2 separate regions of the Homo sapiens genome follow, and region 2 is linked to region 1. Evidence: chromatin loops called from intact Hi-C (ENCODE). Cell type or tissue: thyroid gland. All regions are shown on one strand. Links, peaks and the distances in the headings refer to the core of each region. The heading gives the core; the rest is flanking DNA.

Region 1 (4,396 bases), core at 173-4,172:
GCCCAACGGTTTGCTCCTGCATTACCAACGGAGGCATCCAGAACACTATGTTGATTACACCTACATGGCTACTAAACTGTGGGCTGGGCCAGACCCATCCCCTCCCTCTCTCACAATGCCAGCCGAAGCCAAAACCTACAGATGCAGGGACTGTGTTTTCGAAGCTGTTTCCATCTGGGACATCACTAATCACTACCAAGCATTCCACCCCTGGGCCATGAATGGTGATGAGTCAGTGCTACTGGACATCATCAAGGAGAAAGATGCTGTGGAGAAGCCCATTCTTTCATCCGAAGAGTTGGCAGGCCCTGTGAATTGTGAAAACAGTATACCCACCCCTTTCCCGGAGCAGGAAGCTGAATGTCCAGAGGATGCAAGACTGTCCCCTGAGAAAAGCCTGCAGCTAGCTTCAGCCAACCCCGCCATATCCTCCACCCCATACCAGTGCACGGTATGCCAATCTGAGTATAACAACTTGCACGGCCTTCTCACTCATTATGGGAAGAAGCACCCTGGCATGAAAGTGAAGGCTGCTGACTTTGCCCAGGACATTGACATCAACCCAGGTGCCGTCTACAAATGCAGGCATTGCCCATACATCAACACCCGCATCCACGGCGTACTGACCCACTACCAGAAGCGACACCCGTCCATCAAGGTGACCGCTGAGGACTTTGTGCACGACGTAGAGCAGTCTGCTGACATATCCCAGAATGACGTGGAGGAGACGAGCAGGATCTTCAAGCAAGGGTATGGCGCCTACCGGTGCAAACTGTGTCCGTACACACACGGCACTTTGGAGAAACTAAAAATCCACTACGAGAAGTATCACAATCAGCCTGAATTTGATGTCTTTTCCCAGTCGCCCCCGAAGCTGCCAGTCCCCCTCGAGCCCGAGATGACCACTGAAGTGAGCCCTTCCCAAGTCTCCATCACTGAGGAGGAGGTGGGAGAGGAGCCCGTGTCCACTTCTCACTTCTCTACCTCCCACCTGGTCTCCCACACTGTGTTCCGGTGCCAGCTCTGCAAGTACTTCTGCTCCACGAGGAAGGGGATCGCCAGGCACTACCGCATCAAGCACAATAATGTCCGAGCCCAGCCAGAAGGCAAGAACAACCTCTTCAAGTGTGCCCTGTGTGCCTACACCAACCCCATCCGCAAAGGTCTGGCAGCCCACTACCAGAAGCGCCACGACATTGATGCGTATTACACTCACTGCTTGGCAGCCTCCAGGACCATCAGCGACAAGCCCAACAAAGTGATCATCCCATCCCCGCCCAAGGACGACTCCCCTCAGCTGAGCGAGGAACTCCGGCGGGCAGTGGAGAAGAAAAAGTGCTCCTTGTGCTCTTTCCAGTCGTTCAGCAAGAAGGGCATCGTGTCCCATTACATGAAACGCCACCCAGGGGTGTTCCCAAAGAAGCAGCACGCCAGCAAGTTGGGGGGCTACTTCACGGCCGTCTATGCAGATGAGCATGAGAAGCCCACACTGATGGAAGAAGAGGAGAGAGGCAACTTTGAGAAAGCCGAGGTGGAGGGTGAAGCTCAGGAAATCGAGTGGCTCCCATTCCGCTGCATCAAATGCTTCAAGCTGTCCTTTAGCACTGCAGAGCTGCTGTGCATGCATTACACTGACCACCACAGTCGGGACCTAAAGAGGGACTTCATCATTCTGGGCAACGGCCCCCGCTTGCAGAACTCCACCTACCAGTGTAAGCACTGTGATAGCAAACTGCAAAGCACAGCCGAGCTGACCTCACACTTGAACATTCACAATGAGGAATTCCAGAAGCGTGCCAAACGTCAGGAGAGGAGGAAACAGCTTTTGAGCAAGCAGAAATATGCAGATGGTGCTTTTGCAGATTTCAAACAAGAGAGGGTAAGGATATGTTTTGATTTCCCTTCCCCCAGGAGGCCTCTCATCACTGGTGCCCACATGCACTTCTTCGTTGCCAGCCAAACTGCTGCAGGCTTCCTAGTGACTTAGCTTGCCAGAGAGCTCAATAAGTCAATTAAACATTTCGAGCTTGATTATCTCCCATTCTGTGCTCACCCCTCTCCTTGGTCCCTTCTCCTCCCTCCTTCCCTTTGACTCCTCCCATGGCTCCCCAGGGGAGGTTTGGGGTGGTTTCTATGTATGTCTTTCTGCCAAGTAGCTTTATCTGAAGCCTAGTTTTACAACAACGCTCGCTCTTTCCTAAGGCAGTGTGGGCTGTCTCTTGGTACCATTAGCACTTCTCAGCCATGTCTTGGTCTTCAGTGTTTGCTACATGAACCTAACGTCTCCAGGAGTAGATTTTATTTTATCAAGAAGTTCATTAATGGCGCAACTATGCAACGTTTCACCTGCCTAGTTGAAACTGGTTTGAAAACCAGATGACTTAGTGGCAGTGACGATGAGCTTCTGCACAGAAATCTTCTCTACTCACAAGCCGTAATGTATTTGGGTTTCAAAGACTTTGCATAGTAGGCAGCGTGCCATGATGCTGACAAATTTGTTATATAAAAATACTCGCCTATATCTCCCTTGGTTTTTAACCTGCTAATCGGCTTTAAAATAAAGTATGTTAGTAAACTGCAAGAATAAATTCTGACAATTGAGGGAGGGCTCGGAGTACTGATGGCTACCACTGTATTTTACCAGCCTTTTGGTCACTTAGAAGAGGTGCCAAAGATCAAGGAGAGGAAAGTGGTGGGCTACAAATGTAAATTCTGTGTGGAAGTGCACCCAACGCTCCGAGCCATCTGCAATCACCTCCGAAAGCACGTCCAGTATGGCAATGTCCCAGCTGTGTCAGCTGCTGTGAAGGTGAGAACTGGAAGGTCTGGATGAGCATTGTGTGTGAGCGATTCGAGTTACTTATTAACCCCATTGCCTAAAGCAGCTCAGGAAAGAGCATCTCAGAATGCGGGCATTCCTGAATTATGCTTGGATTGGTTTGGCTTGTTTTGATTTCTTTGCAGGTTGGACCTTCCTCATCTTTCTGTTCAGGGAAAGGTCGAGTTTCGATCTGGTTTCCTTCCACGCGGATAGTTTGGTGGCAGCAGAAGGTCCAGGATTCTCGGTCTAGGAGGCTTCGGGTCGTCCTTCTATTCTGCGTTTAGTGCCATTAGCTCTTCGTTCTTCCAAGTTGCCCGAGCTCTTGAGAGGAATCAAGTGGGTTCTGTTCCCATCATCTTCTGCTCCTCTTTCTTCCTGACTTCTTACTGTTCTCATCTGGCTGAGGATGCAGAGAGCCTAGGAGAATCTCTTTGTCTTCTTATCCTGGGTCCTCTGGGGACTGCAAGAGACATTAAAACTAAAAGCGTTCAAGTCGCAATTGACCCTGAAAGCCTTGGTTTGTCTCCTCCATCCCCTCTCCCATATGATGCTGACAAGTGTCTTCCCTTTTCCCTCTGACTTTTATTAGGCCACCTGTTTTGAACATCATAATCCTAATAGCAGCCACCATGTCAGTAACCAAGCCACCATCCCCGTCTTCCAGGATATTGCTAAGCCCTATTATTTATTAAAACAGAAGTCATTTTGGGGTTCTGCCCTTTCTCTAAGGGTACACGCGAACATATTTTTGTCATCTGCCCTTCTTGAGCTTACATCCTATTTTGCCAATTTAACATGAAGATAAAGTCTCTACTTTTCTTCACTGAAGACTGAAGCTTTCTGTCTTTTGGCAGAACAGTGGCAACCCAGGGATATCAGCAGTCACTTTCTTTCAGACACCACTGCGGTGTGTCCCAGGCTCGTTTCCTGGGATCATGTGAGAGAGACAGAAGGGCTTTTCCTGTGTAATCAGTAACCCAAGGAGCTATCTCGAAAAACAGGTGACTTAAAACTAGGCTGCTCCTTAATTTTTTGAATTGATTATGCAGCAGTCTCCAGTCATAGAGTGAAGTCACCATCTACAGGGTAGGGGGCAGACAGCGGGATCTTTTGCTTTGCTTCCTTTCCAGATAATGGCCCAAGGCTCCTCAATGACCATACTACTTTGCTTTTCTTTCTCTTCCTTTCTTCCTCTCCTTTCTGTGAGCCACAACCCTAGCCCAACTTTATGTCAACTTAGATGGGGTTGCAGTTTGAATTTTCTTTTAAGATGGGGAAGAAGTGAGTGAAGTGTCTTCAGAGTGGGAGAAGCCCTTGTTCACATTTCGCAAACAGTAGCAACCTGTGTCCGGGTATGTTGTCCTAAAATCACCTCCACTGCATGAAGAATGGCAGTTGGGCTTGCTCTCCCTCTAGGGGTAGCTGGAGAGGCAGGGGAGGAAGCTTTGACAAGAAGTGCTGTTGAGTTTGGGAGAATGTAGGGAGAAAAAGAAAGCTGGAGGCAATGATGATGGATATTTATTTTGTTGGTGGGGCATGTGTGTGTGTGTGGTTCTCTTAGCAGGAGGCGGATGA
Region 2 (4,396 bases), core at 217-4,216, 75 kb after region 1:
TATAGCTCATGTTTCTTCACAAGTTTGGTAATGAAGGTCCGGTGTACAAAAGTTCCGGTGAAAATGATGGAATGTGGGAGCAAAGGGCTGCTCCATCTCCAAAAGAGTCAAAACGAAGAAAAAGACCTCTTAGGCCCCGGAGTTGTTTGGTCCTGGTTGCAAAACCACAGTCACAGGAAAATGATGTTAGAAAGATCTCTCCATCAGGGAGAACCCCATTTGGTCTGCGGTTTATTATTCCATCATTTGTTTGGGCCTTTTTCAGGTAAGCCGTAACTTTGAGCTGGTTGGACGGGTTAACTTGGATCAGCTGGAACAGATGAAGGAGAAAATGGAGAGCTCCAGCAGCGATGATGAGGACAAGGAAGAAGAAATGAACAGCAAGGCTGAAGACAGAGGTTAGTCTCATCCTGCCCTCCCAATCCCAGATGGCATCTGGCATGTCCGTAGTGAGACAGAAGGGAGGCAGGAGGTTGTTGTAGGAGTAACAGAAGGAATGATCCTTCTTAGTTAAGTAGCAGAACAGACTGACTTAGAAAACACATCAAGAGCTGTGTCTTTGTAAACTATTACCAGCTATAGAAACGCCAAGGAAAACAGACATTTTCTCCCTAATTATAGATATATGTTTGTTGAAAAATAGATGGCAGTGATTTGTTTTTAATAAGGAAAACTGGTATCTAGGGAATCTTCAGAATAAGGACAAGCAGACAGCAAGATGGATGACACTGTAGAGCTCTAGAGGAATGAGAATGAACTTCCAGTTGAATGCATATTTAAAATTGCTGCTGGGGCACACACTGCTGGAACTGTAGGGGACGGTGGTGCAAAGAACTTGAGCCCCTACCCCCTGATGTCCCTCTGCGTGGCCCTTTTCTTAACCCCCTTTGTGCTCTGACTTGCTTTGTAAGGAGAGAGAAAGAGAGACCACCTCTTTCATTCAACTATGTATTTACAGAATACACTGGGGAAGGTTTTGTGGGACTTTGGTACTATTTTTCTAACTTCCTGTGAGTCTATAATTATTTCAAAATGAAAAAGTTTTCAAAAGTATATTTAGTTGTGGATATACATTTATGTGATTCAGAGTTGGTTTTCTATATTGTTCAACGTAGAATATTGTGAAAAACCCCAGACTATACATACAAGAATATAGGTTGAGATATGTTACTTTAGTTATTGCAGATTTATCAGAAGCACGTGGATAACATAAACATCAGAAATCAACATTGCAGATATTGACCCAGAGATGAGAATAGTACTAGTTGCCATTACTGAGCATCATTATGTGCTAGCCTCAGTGCTGGTCGTTTTTATATAACATTTTTCTTTAATCTCATGACTAGAGAGGACTGTACATTTAGCCTGCTTGAATTTGGTTTCCAGTTCTGCTACTTACTGTCTAGATGGCTTGGGGTAAATTATTGTATTTCCTTGTACATTCATCATCTGTGAAATAATCACAATCGTAATAATGAGAATAATATCACCTCCCTCCTAAGATTGTTGTAAAGATTTTTTTTAACTTTAAAACTTCAGATTTTGGACTTTTTAAATTTACTTTTTTAAATTATTTTAATAAAAATTGTATATATTTATGATGTACAACATGTTTCAAAATACATATACATTGTGGAAAATTAAATCAAGCTAATTAACATATGCATTACCTCACATACTTGTCATTTTTTATGGTGAGAACACTTAAAATCTACTCTCTTAGCAATTGTCAGGTATACAATATGTTGTTATTAACTGTAGCCACTGTGTTGTACAATAGATCTCTTGAGCTTATTTTTCCTATCTGACTGAAATTTTGTATCCTTTGAACAATATCTCCCCAAACCCCGAGCCCCTGGTAACCACCATTCTACTATCTGCTTGTATGACTTTGACTTTTCTAGTTTCCCCACATAAGTGAGATCATGCAGTATTTGTGCCTGCCTCTGTGTGCCTGTCTCATTTCACTTAATGTAATGTTCTACAAGTTTATCTATGTTGTCACAAATGACAGGATTTCATATTTTTTAATGGTGAATAGTATTTCATGTGTGTATATACCACATTTTCTTTATCCATTCATTTATTGATGGACACCTAGCTTGATTACTTATCTTGGTTATTATGAATAACCCTGCAGTGAACGTGAGAGTGCAGATATTTCTTCAATATCCTGCTTTCATTTCCTTTGGATATACCTAGGAGTGGGATTGCTAGATCAATGTGGTAGTTCTACTTTTAACTGATTGAGGAACCTCCATGCTGTTTCCATAACGGGTGTACTAATTTGCAGTCCCACCAACAATGCAACAGGAGTTCGCTTATCTCCACATTCTCTCTAGCATGTTATCTTCACTCTTTTTGATAATAGCCTCGTAACAGGTGTGAAGTGATAGCTCATTGTGGTTTAATTTGCATTTCCCTGATGATTAGTGATGTTGAACATTTTTTCATATGCCTGCTGGCCATTTGTATGTCTTCTTTTGAGAAATGTCTACTCAGATAGATGATTTTCTGTTGAGTTGCTTGATTTTCTAATACAGCATGGGTATTAATTCCTTATCAGATGTATGGTTTGCAAATATTTTCACTCATTCCATAGGTTGTCTATTACTGTGTTGATTGTTTCCTTGGCTGTGCAGAAGCTGTTTAGTTTGATGTAATTCTGTTTATCTGTTTTTGCTTTTGTTGCCCATGCTTTTGAGGTCATATCCAAAAAATCATTGCCCAGACCAATGTCATGGAGCTTTTCCCCTTTGTTTTTGTCTAGTAGTTTTATAGTTTCAGGTCTTATATTCAAGTTTTTAATTCATTTTGAGACGATTTTTGTATCTGGTGTGAGATAAGGATCTAATTTCATTCTTCTGCATGTGGATATCCACCTGTTCCAATACCATTTATTGAAGAGACTGCCCTTTCCCCATTATGTGTTCTTGGCACCTTTGTTGAAAACCGATGGACTGTGAATGTGTGGATTTATTTCTGGGCTCTCTATTCTGTTCTGTTGGTCTGTGTATCTGTTTTTTATGCCAGTACCATGCTGTTTTGATTACTATAGTTTTGTAGTCAACTTTGAAGTCGGGTAGGGTGGTGCCTCCAACTTCGTTCTGTTTGTTTAAGATTTCTTTGGCTATCCAGGGTGTGGTTCCATGGGTTGTTGTAAAGATTAAATGAGATAACACAGAAGACCTTCACCCAGTTCCTAGAATATAACAATCACCTAATAAATGATAAGCCTGCAATGTAGGTGTTATTTTTGTGATTTCACAAATGGGAAAATAAGGACCCAGGAAATTTAAGAGCATGTTCAAAGTAAAAAACAAAACAAACAAACAAACAACAACAAAAAATATAAACCCTGGAGACCAAATTCAATTCAAATTTACATCTTCTGGCTCCAAAGGCAAGCCCTCTTCTTACCCTGCACACCACTTTCCCAGTGCTTCGAGTAGTGTAATCTTCACTGAAGGGGACCTGACCCTGAAATCTGTGGATTCAGTGGCCCTTGGGACCTTGCTGTAAGGAGCAGTTTTGCAGAATTTCTTTGTGTTTTCTGCTTGTTCTGTCTGCAAACATTAAGGAAGCCTATTGGTGGGCTACTTCCCTCCAAGGTGTTCCCTGTTCCTTTTCCTGACTTGCACTCACCCTCCTACCATGATGCCAGGGCTAAAGACTATGGGTTTGCGAAGGGGGCCCCAGTTTGGCTCTTGAACCCCTGACCAAGACAGTCAGCAGGAAATGACAGCCAAGGTACACTACCCTTTCAAAAACCCTGTGCCTGTATTAACCTGAAAAATACATGGACAAATAAAACATCCTTACCATATAGGTTGATTGTTCTTATAAAGTTATTATTTTTATTAGTAGAGGCTGTATTAATCCATTTCTTACAAGGAAAACGGTTGTGATCGGAGAAGCATGGCTTCTTTCTTTTTTCTTTTTCAAACCATTTCATGAGTATGTTCTTTACAATGATTTCTTAACATCTCTGCACTGTTACCGGAGTTTTCTGGGAGAGGATACTTTTGACAGAAAGACTCCTTTTTCTTCATGACGCTCTGTGGCCTTGCCTTTTCTCCTCTGGAAATAAACTGTTTCTCATTGGATATTATTATGGCTTTTTAATCTCTAAAGCTGAGCATGTGTGATTTCAAAGGTTATAAGCATTATAAAGGCAAAATACCCTTCTAGGCTTCTGCTCCCCTATGACTCCTTATAAAAAAGAAAAGGAAAGAAAGAAAACTCGAATTTAAAACATGGTGGTTGAGATGTGTGTGGTATACCAGGCAGACCTCCTTATTTTACCCTACTTGGCAGCCCCCTTTTACTTGGCACTGTGGCATTACACTGGAGTGGTTTGGCTGGAAAGAACTTCAGGGTCTCCTCTTCTCACTGG

The links. Peaks named below come from ENCODE experiments on the same cell type or tissue, not always from the same donor. Only the 100,000 strongest peaks of a DNase experiment are listed, where the experiment ranks them.
Region 2: it touches region 1 in a loop (1.9-fold over the local background); 4 of 110 quality-filtered maps call a loop at or near these places.

What each region holds. Positions count from the first base shown.
Region 1 is chr9:106,927,881-106,932,276 of GRCh38, forward strand. It overlaps ZNF462 (zinc finger protein 462), which reads left to right. Exons shown (of 13, transcript NM_021224.6): 3 at 1-1,879; 4 at 2,645-2,809. Among named protein-coding and RNA genes, the nearest start is that of ZNF462, 67 kb to the left of the region's middle. In thyroid gland, for the core only: no CTCF peak of the experiment used is centred there; a DNase peak (open chromatin) is centred at 1,791; H3K27ac peaks cover 2,024 bases.
Region 2 is chr9:107,003,029-107,007,424 of GRCh38, forward strand. It overlaps ZNF462 (zinc finger protein 462), which reads left to right. Exons shown (of 13, transcript NM_021224.6): 11 at 266-398. All of the region lies in intron 4 of LOC340512 (a long non-coding RNA gene), which reads right to left. Among named protein-coding and RNA genes, the nearest start is that of ZNF462, 140 kb to the left of the region's middle. RefSeq lists an enhancer at 4,302-4,396. In thyroid gland, for the core only: no CTCF peak of the experiment used is centred there; no DNase peak of the experiment used is centred there.